Linked DNA regions of Mus musculus: region 2 is linked to region 1. The links are chromatin loops, found by intact Hi-C in ENCODE. Cell type or tissue: heart. All regions are shown on one strand.

What was found. Peaks named below come from ENCODE experiments on the same cell type or tissue, not always from the same donor. Only the 100,000 strongest peaks of a DNase experiment are listed, where the experiment ranks them.
Region 2: it touches region 1 in a loop (5-fold over the local background); 5 of 42 quality-filtered maps call a loop at or near these places.

The regions. Positions count from the first base shown.
Region 1 is chr1:165,562,952-165,570,951 of GRCm38, forward strand. It overlaps Adcy10 (adenylate cyclase 10), which reads left to right. Exons shown (of 34, transcript NM_173029.3): 27 at 972-1,176; 28 at 1,254-1,350; 29 at 2,315-2,430; 30 at 4,676-4,793; 31 at 7,668-7,863. Among named protein-coding and RNA genes, the nearest start is that of Gm51750, 7.8 kb to the left of the region's middle. In heart, no CTCF peak of the experiment used is centred here; no DNase peak of the experiment used is centred here.
Region 2 is chr1:165,374,183-165,382,182 of GRCm38, forward strand. The region is part of intron 10 of Dcaf6 (DDB1 and CUL4 associated factor 6); the gene reads right to left. Among named protein-coding and RNA genes, the nearest start is that of Dcaf6, 82 kb to the right of the region's middle. In heart, no CTCF peak of the experiment used is centred here; no DNase peak of the experiment used is centred here.

The DNA of each region.
Region 1 (8,000 bases):
GATTCAGTTTCTTTTGGTCCATGTAAAAGAAGTCAGACGCTACTGCAGGGCTATTGCAGCTGCAGAGTTTTCATTTGACCACCACGATATATGGCCATCCGTTGTGGTAGCGTTTTGCATGTTCACACCAGGAAAAGGGATTTGCTAAGAAGAAAGTTAGGATGTAATAAGTACCCAGGGACTTAGTTTTGACAGAATTTGTAGAACCTCCCCTATACAGTCACCCCCAACATAAAATTCTTGGACTATTAGAGAGTCTATTAACAGTCTATTCTCTTGTTTGTACTTTTCAAAATGGTTTATACATATTATGCATGCATTGTGTGTGTGTGTGTGTGTGTGTGTGTGTGTGTGTGTGTGTGTAGAATGATTCTTCAGAAGTAATTCTTTTCTCCTTGTTCTTCTCTAAGCATTTATATCCTGGGGCAACTTCCTCATTTTAAAGATTTGCTTAAGGAGTGAGTAACATCTCTTAAGTCTCCAATTATGTTTTAAATCAGTCCTTACTTTATCAAACAAACCAGCCAAACCAGCTTTCCTTTTTTTCTACATTACAAAAGCAGTACATAAGAAAGGATAATTCTCTTTCAAATATTCCTTTCTACCTTAACATAAGAACCTGCCAGGTAGACCTGTCCACCTTAACATAAGACCCTACCATGTAGACCTGATTGCACCCACCCCATCTTGTACTATGCAGCCATTCCTCCCCATGTGTAAGCAATTGCCTATACTTTCCCCCACAAATTAAAATGTTTGGATTTCATTTAAAGACTGTGCACAAGAGCGGCCACGGAGCTTATCCTAGAAGACCCAGTAAGTAGGTGGCAGCCACCTAGTTTGATTTCTGTACCCAAGCCCATGGCATTGCTCCGTGTTTAACAAACAAAGGGTCCTGGCAGGCTCTGAGCCTTTCATGCTGCGGTTCTTCCTCAGTCTCCCTCCTCCTCTCTCTGTTGCTGCCTTCACAGATCATCAAGGCTTACCTGGACTTTTCCCTGTACCACCACCTCGCTGGCTACCAGGGCGTGTGGTTCAAATATGAAATACTGGTCATGGAGCAGCTCCTGAACCTCCCCCTGAAAGGCGAGGCCATTGAGATCATGGCGTATACAGCCGACACACTGGGCCACATCAAGTTCTTAATGGGTCATCTGGACTTGGCCATTGAGTTAGGTAAGGGCCGGCAAGGCAAGAGAACGCATAAAGTCACATGTAGTACCCCAAACACAGCCTGATTGCTTTCTCCCCAGGCTCTCGAGCCCACAGGATGTGGTCACTTCTTCGGAATCCCAACAAATACCAGATGGTTCTCTGCAGACTGAGTAAACCTCTTTTCTTGAAAAGCAGGTATTTGCCCTAAAGCATTTTCCAAAGTTCGGGTTCTACTTTCCTTCCTGTTGCTGTGACTTTCCTTCCTGTTGCTGTGACTTTCCTTCCTGTTGCGCTCTGCCCAAAAGTGGGGAGGGGCGGGATGGTGGTGTTTACACTTCCAGGTCATAGTCCATCTTCGAGGAAATTTGGAACAAGGAACTCGAGCAGGGACTGGAACAGAAACCATGGCTTCTTGCTGGCTGGCTCTCTGTTTCCCTTTCCAGTATGTGATTAAGCTAACCAGCTCTTAGAACTGGAGATGGTGCCTCCTCCACAAGGCTGGGGCTCCCAGCATTAATTAATGATCAAGTCAATTCCCCACAGACATACCCACGGGTCAGTGTGATCTAGGCAGTTCCTCAACCAGAAAGCTTTCCTCTCCAATGAGGCTACTGGGTTGGCAACCACAGCTAATTATGGCAGGAAGCTGTTTGTGGGATTCTGGCTTATTTTTCCCTCTGGCCATGGCACAGGAAAGGAAGATACCGTAACTGATAACTGACATTTTATCATCAACATCACTTTTCCCCTGTTAATTCTCCTCCTGGAGTTCTTTTGTATTCATCTCTAATCTGGTTGCTCTGGCCAAGAGGGCAACCAATTATGCTTATTGCGGGGAATAGGACCTCCATTTCTGGTAGATAAAGGGGAAAGAAAAGGCATTGTGCATGCACAAACAAACAGCAATGAAGACTTGGCCACATCGGCCAGACTCTAGTCCTCCTAAAATGGAGGAGCCCTATATGAACAGTTTGGGGTGAGGACCCAGTTGGAGGCTTAGGTTCTAGTTCTGGGCAAGGGAAGATTTGAAGCCTATTCTAAGGTTGTATTCTATTGTATTTGGCTCTGAACTACTGTTCATGTCCAGGACTAACTAGACAAGGACTGAAGTCCATCCCTTCTTCTCACTCCTTTTAACATCTTCACCTCTGTTGCACAGATATAAACATTTGGTCCAGGTGCTGGGATGGTTGTGGGACCTTTCTGTAACAGAAGAGGACATCTTCAGCAAGGCATTTTTCTATTTCGTCTGCTTGGACATCATGCTTTATTCTGGTACGCGTGGAATTTATCCTGGCTTGGGGAATGAAAAGAAATCAGGGTGGATCTCCACACTGGAGTGATGAGGCGTCTCTCAGGACTTGGGCTTTGGACTTTGACTTTGAACTAGTTAGTGTTAAGGGATGGAGAGAGCCTAGTGATGTGATTCAAGGAGCTGGTTAATAATTACCAAAATTGTAAGGAAGCAATGAATGCTGGGTATGTTGGTACACACCTTTAATCCCAGCACTTGGGAGGTAGAGGCAGGCAAACCTCTATGAGTTCAAGACTATCCTGATCTATATAGTAAGTTCAAAGACAACCAGGGCTACATAGTGAGACCTTGTTTCAGGGCTGGGAGAGGAGTGAGCAGTGAAAAAGAATAATGAAATCTGGAGGAACCTTGTAGGTCTGAGCTGTCAGATCAATTTCTGATGGTTGATAGTCACTGCATTGTTTAACAATGTGCCCTTTACTGGGACTATTTAATTTTTTCAGGCTATCCTTAGAAGCTTCATGTTGATAACCATATCCAACGTATGACCTCCAGGCTTCATAGCCATGACTCCGTTCTGTTCTTGTTTGGTCTTTGTTGCTATGACTAAGCATGATGACCAACAGCAACCTGGAGAGGAAAGGATGTCATTCACCTTGCAGGCTGCAGTCAGGACAGGAGCTCAAGTCAGGAACCTGTACACTAACTGAAGCAGAGACCATGAAGGAGTGTTGCTTACTGCCTTGCTCTTGTGGCTTTCTTGGCCACAATCCAGGACCACCTACCCGGGGGGTGGCACTGTGTCTAGTAGGCTAGGCCCACTCACATCACTTCCTATAGAAGCAGATTCTCAATTGAGGCTCCTTCTTCCTAGATGACACTAGCTTATATCAAGTTGTCCGAAAACTAACGGGCACACAGTCTGACACAAAACAGTAAATCTACCTAAAACTTTATGAGACCTTCCTCTGTAGCTTGGTTGCATGATTCTCCAACATGAACATTAGCAATGACAATGTGTGTTGCTGTGTTAAAGCTTTCACATGCCTACAAGGACTGGCCCATTGAGAATGAGAGTTAATCGCTATTGGCGATGCCAACAGAAAAACACAGCTCTCTCTCTCCTCACAGAGGATAAGGAAGTGTCTATTCTAGAGCCAAATGTGAATGACAGTGGTCCAGGAACACAATCCCATGCCACCAGCACAGAACCAGCTCCTTGAATTCTTCCATAATAATATTACAAAGAAAGTCACAAATCAAGGTGCTTTTCAAATATATAGGTGAGAATATCAGAGAGAACTTACAGCAAACCGGACAGATCTTAGCTACAGGCTTCAGATGCTGCCTGCTACCACACTCAGCTTTTAGGTCAGGTTGGTAGAAGCTAGGGGTCTGCTAAGTTAAAAACATCCTAAACAGTTTTTAAGGTGTCAGTCACAGAGCGTTGAGCCTAACACAGAAGTGAACAAGGAATGGCTGACTATTTAGGGAGCTAAAGATCAATTACATTCAAACTCTGGACCTGCAACATCCGAGCTTCCCCGCATCACTGAAGTTCTAATCAGCCAATCAGCCTCTGCAGACAATGGCTTATTTTTTTTTAATTTATTATTGTATGTAAGTACACTGTAGCTGCCTTCAGACACCAGAAGAGGGCGTCAGATCTCATTAAAGGTGGTTGTGAGTCACCATGTGGTTTCTGGAATTTGAACTCAGGACCTTTGGAAGAGCAGTCAGTGCTCTTATCCACTGAGCCATCTCTCCAGCCCCTAGATGGCTTATTTTTAAGAATCCTCACTTGCAGTGACAGGGAAAACAAGCTCTTTCCTGACAGCCTTTAAGTACTGCCTTATTAAATCAGAGGGACCAACCAGGGGTTCTTTCTCCACTCATGATTAACAAAGGAGAGACATACATTGTTACCCATACAGGAGCTATGGGTGAAAAACTGGGGATTCCTGGACTACCAGGGCTTGTAGTTGAGTTGAGAAAGGTTGGATTAAATCTGATGGCATTTGGTCTCTTCTATGAAATTGGGCCACGTATCCATAAGAAGTCAAGGTATAGCTAAGATCCTGGAAACACAGGCCAATGCAGCAATGTGATTGTTGCAACCCACGGGACCCTTTGAGTATCTAAAGCACTAAAGCAACCAGATATTACTATACAGTGGGAAACTCTGTTGGGAGCTAAAGGCCTGAAAGACCCACCCCAACCCCACACCACGTTGCTGCAACATCGCTCTGTTTCCCTCCTTTCTAGGCTTCATTTACAGAACATTTGAAGAATGCTTGGAATTCATACACCACAATGAAGACAACAGAATCCTCAAGTTCCAGAGCGGACTCCTCCTGGGACTTTACTCCTGCATCGCTGTCTGGTAACAATGTGCTACAGAACATTTAGAGTCTAAAGTGAGAGAGTTAGATCCCGAAGAACTATTGTTCAGCTACGGTCTTTAAAAGAAAGAACACATATCCATAGTTTGCATCCAACACAGCTTAAAGGTGCCAGAGAATATTTATAGAGAAGGCCTCCCGAGGCATCCTAGAAGCCGTCAGCCAAGGACAGAAAAGTAGGTCTGTCTTAGTGTCACAATAATACCAAGCTTATAGCATAGGTGACCTGATGGCCAGGAGTTTTGTATCTCTGGAATCATCGAACCTAAGAGAGAAGCTATGAGGCGTGGGGGAAGAGTTGCAACTGTCCTGAACATGTGGAGCCTGCTTCCTTGTCCTTATTCCTTAAACAGTAAGTGTAACAGCGGTTTGCATAGGTGACAGTGCAGATGGTGACATTATCAACAACACATGTAATGCAGGAAGATGCATGAAGTATTGTCTGCAAATGCTATACCATTTTATATAAGAGCTGTGAGTGCCTGCGAATTCGAGTATCTCTTGGATGGGGGCATCCTGGCACTGAGGGGCTATTGAGGGACAGCTGTACTTATCTCTGTGGAGTGTTGTAGTTTGGGCACTGAAGAAACAGTACCCCTTGCCCACATACACCTGCCCAATTCTAAACAGATGGAAAAATATCATTTTGAGAGGATGACCTTGGAGGGTCTGAGCTACATGATATCTGCAGGGCCTAACACTAAGCTCTAACATTAGACCCACCCACCCTGCAGTGGGAAGTTCTAGAAGCCACAGATTTCCCCATCCAGGCAGGCCTCTTTCTGTCTCATGGCAGAGCAGCTCAACGCCATGTTACCAATCAGCTTCACTGGTTCTTACAATGAAGGAGGCACATGTCCTGATCTGTGCTTGTCTTGGTCCCTCCCAAATCACCAGCCAACTAAGGCACTCCTTATTGGAGAACCAAGAGGAGCAGGGAGACAGCCCTGACCCTTTGCTCCACTGGAGTCTCTCACACAGAACACTCGGGCCAGAGGAAGAAACGCAGCTTAGTAACCCTGTAGCTAGGACCCTACCTTCAAGGAATGAGATGTAAGCCGGGCAGTGGTGGCGCACGCCTTTAATCCCAGCACTTGGGAAGCAGAGGCAGGGTGATTTCTGAATTCGAGGCCAGCCTGGTCTACAGAGTGAGTTCCAGGACAGCCAGGGGTATACAGAGAAGCCCTGTCTTGAAAAACCAAAAAGAACCAAAAAAAAAAAAAAAAAAAAAAAAAACAAAAAACAAAAAACAAAAAAACCAAACAAACAAAAAAAAAAGGAATGAGATGTACAGATGTACATGAGATGTACAGATGTACACGTAGCACAGCCATCTTCAAGGTAAATCAGAAAGCAACCAAATTCCCTGTTATTTCCTAGCCTGAGACCCCTGTTTTGTTTGCCACCTCACATTATACACGGCCAGGTCATCTAATACTAATATGATTCTGTAAAAGCTGTGTGATGAGATTGAAGACTTCAAATTCAAGCAACTCCCAATTAATGTGAAATGCCTTTTGATTAAAAAAAAATTTCCTCAACTCTGGGGCATAGTGGTTCACACCTATGAGCCCAGCACTTGGGTCCAGCAGGTAGGAGGGTCGGGAGATAAGGAGTTTAACGTCAGCCCAGGCTACCTGAGACTCTGCCTTAAACACAAAATAAAATTATGTGGGAGAACTTAACATCCAAAAAAGACTACCTTGACCAGTTAAGGCTCCATATCAAATTGGTATGACCACGTAAACTAATTTTCAAAGACTCTGAAGTCTAACAGTTGTGCTAATCCCTCATTGCTATCTCTCCTAGTTGGGATGTCCGTGTACCAGTTCTCTCCCAGAGCAATACAGCTCATACTTAGTGGCCATAAGAATCACCTGGAAGACTTGTTAACTCAAATTCCTGGCCTCACTCCCAGAGCCTGACTGACCAGATAATCTGGGTCAGACCTGGGAATCTGCATTTAAGAAGAGAACCCAGCTTTTCTACTGTCCTGAGCTGGCTCGTAGGCCTCTCTCTGCAGTGGTGGCCACCTGAGTGCAGAGGTCGGACCTGCGGAAGTGCAAGTCATGGCTGGGCAAGCTTTTAGAAAGTTTCTTTTGCTCCTTGACAGAGTGTTGCTTGAAAGGAGGGCCGCTGAAACTGTGGGGTCCCCAAGGGTGGGGTTATGTTTCCAGAAAGTCTCCAGGAAAAGCATCGCAAGCCACAGTGTTGTGGGATCAGGCACAAAAGGAGAGTGTGGGTAGATCAAGTGGTCAGTGTGAAAGTTGGGGTGAAGTTCTTCTCCCAGAACACAGAGGCACCAACGTAGTTTTAGATGACAAGGGTTATTTCTTATTTAGCAATGATAACATTCTTGGAAAGTCTGTGGATTGAAATCACGGTTACAACAATGTCACGTGAAGCTGGCCATACCATTGACGTTCTGAACTCTCTCATCATGTAAATAATTTCAATACTTCCCATTTATAATAAGCTGAGGGTGCCTACAATTAAAAAGGACCCAGGTGACACTGGCTTGTCTGCAGGCTGCGCTGATAACTGCTGGCCCACCTCTTTTTGCAACTGGGACAGTTTCTATAAGCCTAAAATGTGTGACCTGCCTCACTTCCTACAGTCAAAGGAGCATCATGGATAACCCCACATGCCATGTGTGCTCCTGCAGGCTCTCTGTCCCTCCCGAGTCATAGGATTCCATCCTTTCCCGGATCCATGTCACCTAACATCCCGATGTTTCAGACAGAAGGCAGGTAGAGGCCCGAGGTACTGAAAGTTGGCATACACAGAGATCTGTCGGGAAGCCAGCCCATCCTGAGAGCCATACTGATTTTAACTTGTCTTCCCTGGCGCTGCAGGTATGCCAGACTTCAAGAGTGGGACAACTTTAACAAATTTTCCGACAGAGCTAAGCATCTCGTGACACGAAGAACCCCGACAGTTCTTTACTACGAAGGGATCTCTAGGTACATGGAAGGGCAAGTCCTCCACTTGCAGAAGCAAATAGAAGAACAGGCCGAGAACGCTCAGGACAGTGGGGTGGAGATACTCAAGGTGAGGCCTGCTCCCTGGCTTACAGCACAATCCCTCCTCCAGTGGATTCCTATCCACCCTCCTGGCTAATTATCTTCTCATTACAGGATTTGTACTTACGTATGCTAAAAGCTTTATTTTTAAGACAACCCTCCTAA
Region 2 (8,000 bases), 190 kb before region 1:
CAGCTGCTGCAGGCGCTTACGGAGCAAAGCTATCTCAGGCCCCCTTAAAAATTCTGACACAGATAGGAAAAGAAAGGAGACAGTAACACAACAAAAAATAGTATAAAGTTGATTATACACTTAAAAAGGGAAAGATTAAATAAGACATGCTTTAAAGAGAAATACTAAAAAGAAATACTGATAAAAAGTCATTAAATTATGAGACAGTCTATGCATATGCAATCAGATGTTTCTCTTTAATTATCACGAATTAGACACATAATTTCTATAAATATTTAAGTAACCAAACAAATGAAAATAAAATATCATAAAAGCAAAACACTATTTTAAATTTATTTTATAGTTTTTTATATTATGGTACTTCGAACTGCATATAGGGCCTAAGTACATATCACTCACTGCACTACACACTTAGCCATTAAGAATCTAAATTAAACATTCAAATAGTCACCATTTTTCTTCTTTGTACAGAAAAATAACACAGAATAGTTATAAAATATTAATTTAAAAAATCTAAACAAAAATTTCAGTTACTTTACTAATTTCAGTCAAGTAACAATATTCAATAAAACAAGTAAATAGTTATATATTTTAAAACAATTATTAGAATTCATTATAACTTTGAAAAATTAAAGTTGTATGTCATACCCTTAAAAAATGTTTCTTCTTGTGTCAGAATTGATATTTTAGCTAAAAAGGTTTATATAATATTTTCTTAATCTTTTCTTTGGAAATACCCAGGTGAAAACAAAAATTACACAAATTTATGCAAAGAGGTAGCTGTATACCTCTTACATATGAGACTTCCCGGACAATAAAACATTGAGCAAAATAATCCTTACCCCTATGGAGTTTACTCTGAGGGAAAACAGACATCTGTGAATATACATTACATGCACATGCACATATATCTCTATACATGCACACATGTGTACCCCAGGGTACCAGCTATATTAAACTAGTACAGAAGGCTTGCAGGCTAGATGAAAGGGAAAGAGTGCTGTTTTGTGGACAGTTCTTAGAAAAGCCTTCTAGTCCCTGATTTTAGTGGGATTGCTTCAAGCTTCTCTCCATTTAGTTTGGTGTTGGCTACTGGTTTGCTGTGTATTGCTTTTACTATGTTTAGGTATGGGCCTTGAATTCCTGATCTTTCCAAGACTTTTATCATGAAGGAGTGTTGAGTTTTGTCAAATGCTTTCTCAGTATCTAATGAGATGATCATGTGGTTTTTGTCTTTGAGTTTGTTTATATAGTGGATTCTGCTGATGGATTTCGGTATATTAAACCATTCCTGCATCCCTGGGATGAAGCCTACTTGATCATGATGGATGACCATTTTGATGTGTTCTTGGATACAGTTTGCGAGAATTTTGAGTATTTTTGCATTAATATTCATAAGGGAAATTAGTCTGAAGTTCTCTTTCTTGTTGGGTCTTTGTGTGGTTTAGGTGTCAGAGTAAATGTGGCTTCATAGAATGAATTGGGTAGAGTACCTTCTGTTTCTATTTTATGGAATAGTTTGAGGAGAATTGGAATTAGGTCTTCTCTGAAGGTCTGATAGAACTCTGCTCTGCACTAAACCCATCTTGTCCTGGGCTTTCTTTGGTTGGGAGACAATTAATGACTATTTCTATTTCTTTAGGGAATATGGGACGGTTTAGATCATTTATCTGATCCTGATTTAACTTTGGTACCTGGTATCTGTCTAGAAAATTGTCCATTTCATCCAGATTTTCCAGTTTTGTTGAGTATAGGCTTTTGTAGTAGGATCTGATGATTTTTTGGATTTCCTCTGTTTCTGTTAGGACTGCCCACTCTCTCCCAATCTATTCAATATAGTACTTGAAGTCCTAGCCAGAGCAATTAGACAACAAAAGGAGATAAAGGGGTATAAATTGGAAAGGAAGCAAACTATCACTATTTGCAGATGATATGATAGTATACATAAGTGACCCCAAAATTCCACAAGAGAATTCCTAAACCTGATAAACAACTTCAGCAAAGAAGCTGGATATAAAAATTAACTCAAACAAAACAGTGTCCTTCCTCTACACAAAGGAGAAAGAAATTAGGGAAACAACACCCTTCACAATAGTCACAAATAATATAAAAGACTTTGGTGTGACTCTAACTGAGCAAGTGAAAGATCTGTATGATAAGAACTTCAAGTCTCTGAAGAAAGAAATCAAGGAAGATCTCAGAAGATGGAAAGATCTCCCATGCTCATGGATTGGCAGGATTAATATAGTAAAAATGGCCATCTTGCCAAAAGCAATCTACAGGTTCAATGCAATCCCCATCAAAATTCCAAATCAATTCTTCATAGAGTTAGAAAGGGCAATTTGCAAATTCATCTGGAATAAAAACAAACAAACAAACAAACAAACAAACAAAAAAACCCCTAGGATAGTGAAAACTATTCTCAACAATAAAAGAACCGCTGGTGGAATCACCATCCCCGACCTCTAGCGGTACTACAGAGCAAATGAAATGTTCGACATCCTCAGTCATCAGGGAAATGCAAATCAAGACAACCCTGAGATTCCACCTCACACCAGTCAGAATGGCTAAGATCAAAAACTCAGGTGACAGCAGATGCTGGAGAGGATGTGGAGAGAGAGGAACACTCCTCCATTGCTGGTGGGATTGCAAGCTTGTACAACCACTCTGGAAATCAGTCTGGCGGTTCCTTAGAAAATTGGAAATAGGATCCAATTGTGTAATAATGTCTCTTTTTATACTGTTCTGAATCAATTAAGCTGAGGACCCAGCAATACCCCTCCTGGGCATATACCTAGAAGATTCTCCAACATGTAATAAGGACACATACTCCACCATGTTCATAGCAGCCTAATTTATAGTAGCCAGAAGCTAGAAAGAACCCAAATGTCCCTCAACAGAAGAAAGGATACAGAAAATGTGGTATATTTACACAACGGAGTACTACTCCACTAATGAATTTGACCATCTAGTGATTGCCATATCCAGGGATCCATCCCATAATCAGCTTCCAAACACTAACACCATTGCATATACTAGCAAGATTTTGCTGAAAGGACCGAGATATAGCTGTCTCTTGTGAGACTATGCCGGGGCCTAGCAAACACAGAAGTGGATGCTCACAGTCAGCTATTGGATGGGACACACGGCCCCCAATGGAGGAGCTAGAGAAAGTACCCAAGGAGCTAAAGGGAACTGCAACCCTATAGGTGGAACAACAATATGAACTAACCAGTACCCGGGAGCTCTTGTCTCTAGCTGCATATGTATCAAAAGATGGCCTAGTCAGCCATCACTGGAAAGAGAGGCCCTTTGGACTTGCAAACTTTATATGTCCCAGTACAGGGGAACGCCAGGGCCAAAATGGGGGAGTGGGTGGGTAGGGGATTGGGGGGTATGGGGGACTTTTGGGATAGCATTGGAAATGTAAATGAGGAAAATACCTAATAAAAAAAAGATAAAAAAAAAAAGAAATCACATTCACATCTCAAAAAAAAAAAAAAAAAAAAAAAACAATGAATTTGCTGGGCAGTGGCAGTGCATGCCTTTAATCCCAGCACTTGGGAGGCAGAGGCAGGCAGATTTCTGAGTTCAAGGCTAGCCTGGTCTACAGAGTGAGTTCCAGGACAGCCAGGGCTATACAGAAAAACCCTGTCTCCTCAACAACAACAACAACAACAACAAACAAACAAACAAACAACAACAACAACAAAACAATGAATTCATGAAATTCGTAGGCAAATGGATGGAACTAGAAAATATCATTCTGTGTGAGATAACCCAATCACAAAAGAACACACATGGTATACACTCACTGATAAGTAGATATTAGCCCAGAAGCTCCAAATAACCAAGATACAATTCATGGACCACATGAAGCTCAAGAAAAAGGAAGATCAAAGTGTGGGTGCTTTGGTTCTTAGAAGGTGGAACAAATTACCCATGTAAGGAGTTACAGAGACAAAGTGTGGAGTAGAGACTGAAGGTATGACCATCCAGAGACTGCCCCACCTAGGGATCCATCACATATAGTCACCAAACCCAGACACTTTTGTTGATGCCAACAAATGCTTGCTGACAGAAGTCTGTTATAGCTGTCTCTTGAGAGGCTCTACCAATGCCTAACAAATACAAGTTGGATGCTCACAGCCAACCATTGGACTGATCACAGGGTCTCTAATGGAGGAGCTAGAGAAAGGACCCAAGGAGCTAAAGGGGTTTGCAGCCTCATAGGAGGAAAAGCAATATGAACTAACCAGTTTCCCCAAAGCTCACAGGATCTAAACCACCAACCAAAGAGTACACATGGTGGGACTCATGGCTCCAGCCGCGTATGTAGCAGTCATCAATGGGAGAAGAGGGAGGCTCTAGGTCCTGTAAAGGTTCTATGCCACAGTGTAGAGGAATGTCAGGGCCAGGAAGCGGGATTGGGTGGGTTGGTGAGCAGAGGGAGGGGGTAGAGGGGAGAGAATAGTGGTCTTTTAGAGGGGAAATCAGGGATAACATTTAAAATGTAAATAAAGAAAACATCTAATAAAAGAAAATATAAAAAGAAGAAAAAAAGAAAAAGAAAAAGAAAAAGAAAAGCCTTCTAGGGTGCTATTTGACCATAGTCTCAAGGACTCAAGGTTCATGGCTATCCTAAAGAGCTGTTCCAGGAGGAGGAAAGGACAAGGAAAATACTCAGGGGAAACATCGGAGATGTGAGAGACAAAGGCAGCATCTTTTACCTACTATTTGCCACAGTGAAGAACAATAAAGAAAGAACAATTCACTCTGGAAAGAACTAATACCCATCCAGTGGAGAAATTAACCAGAGACTGAACGTAAGAGTCAAGGATTCCTAACAAACCTGGATGTCTCTTGTGATGAAACTTCAAGGCTCCTGATGACAGGTAATAACTGAGCCCTGGGGAACTTCAGTGTTTGAGAGAAAACAAACAAACAAACAAACAAAAAACCCCACCAACCAACCAAACAAGTAAGCGGAAATGCTATAGGTCAAGTGAGAAGAGTGTGTCCACAAAGGGTGGAGACAGCTAGTGTGTCGACGGTTCTGATACACTCCTGAAAAGGACATTGAGACCTGACAGCTGGCTTTTGCACTGTGTAAGTCAACGACAAGACTGATGAAAGTACACTGTCATGGTGTACTAATAGGAGCCAGAACCAGACTGCAGCAGGTTCACCAAGTGGGGCGATGAAGTCGAATAAAAAGGTAAACTCTGCAGAGCCCTGAACACTAGTAGAAGAGGGGAGGTTATGGGATGGTGAGGAAGAAAGGTCAAAGGGAACTTGGTATGTCTTAACTGGGAGAAAGTTCCTGCTGCTCGAGTATGCTTAATTGAGGAGAAGGAAAAGACAATACATAAAAAGAAGCAGGTGAGTGCAGGACAGGCATTACTGAACAGACCAAGGACACGGAGGAGAGGAGGGTACACAGCACCAAAGGGCAGGCGAAGTATGTGGGGAAGCATATTCTCAGTGGCAGACTTGGTAACAGAAGCACACACACACAACTCCTCTCAGTGACACTTGCAGCAAACTGCATTTCAGCCTCTTGTGCAAATTTTGTTATTTGGGGAACAAGCATGCTAGTGTCATTACTCTCTTATTACTATGGCCTCTGATGATAAAGAATTGTCTTCAACCAGCTAACTAAGAGTTAATGAACAACTCATCCTGAGAGAGGTAACCCATACACAAAAAGACAAATACTAGGTACACATTTTCTTATATGTGGATACTAGCTGTTCAGTCAATGATAAGAAAGGTACAATCAATACAGCCACAGAGAGTAGGTATAAAGTAAGGGACTAGAGGGAACGAATAGATCTCCCTGCAAAGGTAAATAGAATGCACAGTTATAGATAAAGGGGAATGAAGTGGGAGATCAAGCAGGAATGGAGAGAGGAAAGGAGGAAATGTGGGGAAAGACAGCTAAAATTAAAGACTATTTGAGTGGTAGTATGGAAGTAGCAGAAGCTTCCTAATATGTATGTATGTATGTATATATATATATATATATATATACATACACACACACATATATATATATTACACACACACACACACATATATGAAGATAATCTAAATAACACTGCCAAGTAACAGAGGAGACAGAGCCTCAATTGGACATCTTGTCAACAAATGTGCTGGGATTAGGCTACATGTAGTTGAGTTATTAGAGAAACAACCCAGGCTGTTGCAAATACTATAGGTTGTGAGAGCAACAAACTGATGGCAAGGCGCTATTGCTGAAAATACCTACACAACTCACTGAACACAGAGAAGTCAAGCTGGCACTTATGTAGAACCTTTACCCTCACTGGACACTGTTCTTGGTACTAGAGGGTACTCTGAATAGTACTGAAGGAGAAACAACACCAACCCAGCTAAAAACACTTTGCTCTAAGATGGTGTCCTGCCTGCATGGTATGCTAATGCAATGGTGGTACAAAGTTGGTAGGAGTAACCAACCAATGTCACATTTGACTTAAGGCCTACTTCCCAAGATGGAACTCATAGCCATGTTGCTTGGTTGACCAAGAAGTTGAGACTCAAGAGCCCAAGGACCTAGGGTAAAACCAATACTATAGTTCTACTAAAGGAATGTAGTAATAAACAGCTCCTAATGACATTCTGCTATACTCATAGATCAATGCCTCACTCAGCCATCATCAGAGAAGCTTCATCCTGTAGATGGGAACAGATACAGAAACCTACAACCGGATAATATACAGAGAGTGAAGAGACCTCAGAACACTCATCCCTAAATGGGATGTCTTCATCAAATCCTTCCTCTGAGGGCTCAGGGGAAATCTATGGAGAGGAGGCAGAAAGAGTGTAAGATCTAGGGAGGGTGGAGAACACCAAAGAAACAAGGCCTTCTAAACAAAACAGGAATGGCAAACATGAACTCCAGAGACTGAGGCAGCATGCACAGTGAGGCCTGCACAGGTCTGCATCGAATGTGGATCTAGAGCTAAAATGAAAAGTAGGCCACATGCCTTGTCCCTAACCCAGATGCTGTCTCAATTGAGAACCACTTGCAAATGAAAATTTGGTTTTTCTCCAGGAGTCTCACTGGGGAAATACACTACTCTTTTTTGTTTTTTTTTTTTTAAAGGTGTGTGCCCCCATCCAGGCACTCCAGTTACATTTGTTTTTAAAGATTTATTTATTTATTATATGTAAGTACACTGTGGCTGTCTTCAGACACACCAGAAGAGGGCATCAGATCTTGTTACAGGTGGTTGTGAGCCACCATATGGTTGCTGGGATTTGAACTCATGAGAGCAGTCGGTGCTTTTACCCGTTGAGCCATCTCACCAGCCCCCAATAAACTCCTCTTAAGTGTAGACTGTATTCCCAGAAGTAGGTGGCCAACATAAAATGAAGTCAAGGGCATCTTTGGAGATTCTCTCGTAATGCTGGTGTTTTTTTTTTTTTTTTTTAATTTAACCTTTTTTGTTTGTTTTTATTTTTCACCCTACAAGTCCTTTGCTTATATATAATGGTTTCCAAGTTTGCATTTTTAAAAAAGATTTATTTATTTTTTATTTTATGTATATGAGTACACTGTAGCTGTACAGATGGTTATGAGTCTTAATGTGGTTGTTGGGAATTGAACTTTTAGGACCTCTGCTCGCTCAGTCCCTGCTCGATCCAGCCCAAAGATTTACTTATTATTATACATAAGTGCACTGCAGCTGTCTTCAGATACACCCAGAAGAGGGCGTCAGATCTCATTACAGGTGGTTGTGAGCCACCATGTGGTTGCTGGGATTTGAACTCAGGACCTTTGGAAGAGCAGTCAGTGCGCTTAACCGCTGAGCCATCTTGCCAGCCCCCAATTTTGCATTTTAAGAGATTCCTTAGTGTGCAAGCAAGTGGTCCTTGTATCTCTATCTGTTTCCTATGCCTTTTCTTGGGTTCTTTTCCTTTGGTTTGTTGGTTTTGCACTATTCCAATTTGCTTGCTTTTGATTTATCTTATTA